Regions from separate parts of the Homo sapiens genome. Here region 2 is linked to region 1. A link is a loop called in an ENCODE intact Hi-C map of the cell type or tissue named here. Cell type or tissue: ascending aorta. All regions are shown on one strand.

Region 1 (2,500 bases):
CTGCTAGTGGTTAAATTTCCCTAAGAATAAGTGAATGGATGATCCTATCTAGGGAATAAGAAAAATGTAGTTGCTGACCAACTTTGAGATATTCCTAAGATTTTTTACTTACAGTTCATTGTTGAAATACTTACCATCACTTCTAAGGAAAGATTTGTAATTTTCACCACTTTACAGATACAGAAAGAGAGATACAGAGCTCAAATAACTGTTCAAGCAAGTAAGTAGCAGAGCTGGGAATTAAGCCCAAGTTTTCTGGTTCACAATTGAGAAGTATAACAATAAATTTCATCTCTTCATATAAGCCCTTTCTCGAGGAAGCATACTCAGAGGGTATGCTGAGCTTTTCCCTATTATAAATGTTAAATGATTCCCAATGTTCATGTTTAATGTATTTGGTTAGTAATGGTCAATAAAGTTTTAGACAGCAAGAGCATGCATCTCAGTCATTCTCCTCATCTGTAAAATGTTAACATTCAGGTCTTCTAGGTGTGGCCAAGGAGCCCTTCTCTCCTTTCATATCCAGCTACTATAAAGACATTGAACACTCTTAGGAACTATGACTACTCCTGGCAATGTGTGGCAGAAGACACCCTCCACTGTGAATACAACTGAAGGAGGGTAGTGGCCATGGGGAGAAGAATGGCAAAGTTGTAAAGAATGAGTATTATATTTGACAAAACAGCTCTACATTGCTGGAACAACAAGAAAATTCCATAGAAGTAATTTTCCCAAAGGAAAAACCCTTTCTACCATTTCAAACTTTAATGTTATAGTTGAATATGCTCCATGTCTCTTGTTCTGCCTCTTCTTACCATGTTACCAGTTAAACCAGACTACATAGCACTACCTGCAGCATAACTATACACAATTCACTCATTTTACAAATATTTGAGTGTCTAATATGTTCTAGGTGCTGTCTGAGATGCGGGGGATAAAGCAGTGAAGAAAACTAAAGTTCCTGCTTACATTGTAATCAATGCCCGCCCCTATCCTGGGCTTCACGTCATCCTGTGCCTGACTCTGGTGAGTCACGGCATTACTCACTCTGTACATGCAGTTCCTTGGCCTTGGTCACCAAGGACATTAAGTCGCAGGTTGTTTGCACAGCAGCTTGGAACCGATCTAGCCCTCCCTTCTGTGAGGTAGGGGCTAGTTTAGGATGGGGAGCAGTGTGCGCCAAAAGGTGATCTAAATAACGAGCAACTTCATCACCACAGCGAGCTGCAAGGTTAGTGGGGGGAGGGGGAAGAGAAAAGAATGAAAATATTTTAGTTACTTTACAATCTACCCCAGCAAAGAGAATGATTGGCTCCTGTGCTCACAACACAGCACCAGAAGTAGGTTGTTTTTAGCTCATGGAGGAAAAGCTTGTGATCATGATATAACCTCATCACTTTAAGATCCAGTGACCATGGCCATTTACTAGGATCCACCTCCTCTTCAACTTGCTGAGACAAGGTCAGGGTTCTTGAAAGCAGTATGAGCTTGTTTTACATTGGAGCAAGCATTTAGCAATCTGTGTATTTGTGTGTGTGCATGTGATAGTAATGGTGGCAGGGATGGAGGAGGAACAGAACAGGGAGCTTCAGGTCACACTAATGTGAGGGGACTTTGGTGAGGAAGGGCCAGGAAAGGGCAAAAATCTTCTTAGTCACCTCGTTTGTTTACTCAGCAAATATTTGTTGGCTGCTATGTACCAGGCAGTGTACTAGGTGCTGACATTTCAGTGGTGAAGAGGATGGATATGGTCCCTATCTTCTTGGGCTCCCCTTCTCCCATATACCTTCTATAACATTATCTCTGAGTATGGGTAATGGAAAGAAAAACATACATATATCCTGTGGAAGCTTAATATTTCAGACTTTACATGAATATTCACAAGGTTTATAGTTAGAAAAACACACTATTCAGATCGATACCAAAGTCTGCTGTATCAGTCATGAGTCTTCTGGTTTTTGATGATATTTACTGATCTCTCCAGATGTCTTTCTGTGCTCTGATGTGACTAATGCGAACTAGTAGAGCTGTAAGAATGGAGCTCATATTCAGTGACATCCTAATGACAAAGATTGTAACCTTGAATACAATCTAGAGACTTGAGTGGAGGATTATGAAGAATATGGAGAGAAGCTCTTTACCCACAGAAGGGCTGGCAAGCAATAAATACATTCATTTTGAGAACACTGATGAGTAAACCCGGAACTAGGAAAGTGACTCAGAATGCCATAATGTCAAATTCAGTAACACGTATCATTAGAAATATATATTTTAGTAATCCAATGGAATGAGTACTACAGATAAAAATCACAACTACCCATAGAAGAGCAAACAATCTCAATATATGATCTTCTCATTTAATTTTCAAAGTATTTTATGCCAAGACATCATGACTTTTGTTATTACTGATAACAGTAAATAGCCTTGTATTTAATGTACTTTTCCAACAAAGAAATTCAACTGTTTTAGATCTTACAAAAACAAACACAGAATGAATGAA
Region 2 (2,500 bases), 56 kb before region 1:
AGCCAAGACCGTGCAACTGCACTCCAGCCTGGGCGACAGAGCAAGACCCTGTCTCATAAGTAAATAATAAATAAATAAATAAAAACAAAAAGCTTTTGCACAGAAGAAAAACAGTAAAACAATAGGATAATATTCTAAGGAGTAGATTCACCATTCCTTTATTGCTAGGCATTCATGTTATTTTAGTTTTTAAAATTTTATAAATAACACTGATAAATACCTTCATGAAAATAGTTTGTTTCCCATATTTAAAAAAAAAATTAGGCCACATTCCCAGAAGTAAGATTACCTGATCAAAGGGCATTAATACACATTGGCTACCAAAATGCTTTCTTCCAAACCACACTCACTAGGAAACTGAGTACCATCTTTTTCAATTCTGTTAAATTTAGGCTTAAAAAGTGGTGGCTCATGCCTGTAATCCCAGCACCTTGGGAGGCCGAGGCAGGCAGATCATGAGGTCAGGAGTTCGAGACCAGCCTGACCAACACGGTGAAACCCCGTCTCTACTAAAAATAAAAAAATTAGCCGGGCATGGTGGCACGCGCCTGTAATCCCAGCTACTCAAGAGGCTGAGGCAGGAGAATCGCTTGAACCCGGGAGGCAGAGGATGCAGTGAGCCGAGATCACACCATTGCACTCCAGCCTGGATGACAGAGCCGAGATTCTGTCTCAAAAAAAAGAGGCTTACCTAATGGTTTTAATTTACATTTCTTTGATTAGTAGTGATGAACATTTTCCAATGTTTTCCAGTTGTCCTTAAACTCCTTTGTAAATTGTCTATTCGTGTTCTTTGTGCAGATTTCTTCTTATACATTATATTGTAGGAGTGGGTTAGATAATACAAGCCTATTACACTTTGTCATATTTATGATACATAGGCTTTTTCAGTCTGTGTTTAGATTTTGAAAATAGCCAAAAAACCTTTTAAAAGTTATTTTGGTTTTAAAATTTTGTACAGTCGGGTTTGATCTTTTCCTTTGTGATTTTAAAAAATTACTTTCTAAGCTTAGAAAATTCTTCCCCTTTAGAAGCTTGATAAATATCCATTCACTCTAGTGTTTAAAATTTGCTTTTTTAAATATTTAACTTTTCAATCTAGCTGTCACTCATTTTAGTTTATTACAGTAGATGAGGGTATAATGGTACAAGCTGTCACAATACCATTCATTTACTCAACAGACCTTTCAACTCCCATTCACTTGCAATGCATCCTTTGTAATAGATTAAATTCTATATAATTGGTCTCTTTGTTGGGGTGGGGGGTGTACTATAACCTATCTGTCTAATTTTTGTACCAGTGTTTTCATTACTGTAGTTTTGGATGCTTAATATCTAATAGTATTAGTCCTTCGTTACTCTTCTTTTGTAGAATATTCTTTGAAAATCATCCTTTTTTAGCTTTCAAATGCAATTATTTGCTGTCTTACTCCTAAGATATAAATTTCTTGCAGGTAGAATTGGTTTATTTCCTTAGAATAGATTGCCAAGAATATTGTTACTGGCCCAACTGGTATGAACATTTTTTCCCATTCTTAACACTTCCAAGGTTTTCAAAAGGGGTTGTATTAATTTCACTGTAATCCTTCTACCACCTGGATATTTTGAAATAAAGAATCTTTTTCAAACTTGGTAGGGGAAACAATATATCTTGCTTCAATTTCTATATCTCTGCTTACTGGTGATGATAAACATACATTTGACATGTAGTAGGTGCCTAATCAATGCTTGTTCAATGAATAAATGGCATGTATGAATCTGTACATATATTTGCAGATGGGAAGTTTAAGCAAATATTGTGATTATAATAGGTAAATGTTGGCTAGATGTAAGTTTGTGGCCTAAATGCCTGTAGTCCATCTACAGAGAGGTTCTAGTTATGCCAAGAACACCTTGGAATTCAGACCTAAACTGGGGCAATCTCTAGAGACTCTGTAATTTATATTTATCACAGGCATGTCCGTTTCCATGCAGGATCAGCTGAAAGATGTCTACAACAGTTAAGGCGATATATGTGGGTATCCCCATGTCTGTGTGCAGCCCAGAAGCAGTCGTGATTGGGTCAAGACAGAGTGTACTTCCTTTGGCAGCAAAACAGTAATAAGAAGCAGAGTACTCCACTGGAAAATGACCCAGGCCCTAGTAGGCCTTCTGCAGTTAATTTAATTGCATAATAAACTGGATGTCATTCATAGAAGCAAGCCTTTTCTATGAAGCCACACTACTTTTCTTCTCAACTTGCCAAGCCCAAGAGGACCTAGAAGTCTTTCGTTCAGAGAAGCTTAGCTTTCTCCTTTCACTCTGCACCTGGGAGGGGAGAGGGTCATTTTTTTTCTCCTAGCAGTCATTGTCTTTATTTTGAATTTAAAAAAAAGGCAGGCGGTGTGCAGTGGCTGTCATGTGTAATGCCAGCACTTTGGGAGGCCAAGGTGGGAGGATCACTTGAGGCCAGGAATTTGAGACCAGCCTGGGCAACATAGCAAGACCTCATCTCTACAAA

The links. Hi-C counts contacts between places; a loop is a spot of excess contacts. Peaks named below come from ENCODE experiments on the same cell type or tissue, not always from the same donor. Only the 100,000 strongest peaks of a DNase experiment are listed, where the experiment ranks them.
Region 2: a loop joins it to region 1, with 4 times the contacts of the local background. A loop is called at or near these places in 5 of 110 quality-filtered maps.

Annotation. Positions count from the first base shown.
Region 1 is chrX:72,619,678-72,622,177 of GRCh38, forward strand. PHKA1 (phosphorylase kinase regulatory subunit alpha 1) reads right to left here. Exons shown (of 32, transcript NM_002637.4): 19 at 1,048-1,224. Among named protein-coding and RNA genes, the nearest start is that of HDAC8, 48 kb to the left of the region's middle. In ascending aorta, no CTCF peak of the experiment used is centred here; a DNase peak (open chromatin) is centred at 1,044; H3K27ac peaks cover 2,500 bases.
Region 2 is chrX:72,563,487-72,565,986 of GRCh38, forward strand. All of the region lies in intron 4 of HDAC8 (histone deacetylase 8), which reads right to left. Among named protein-coding and RNA genes, the nearest start is that of HDAC8, 8.1 kb to the right of the region's middle. In ascending aorta, no CTCF peak of the experiment used is centred here; no DNase peak of the experiment used is centred here.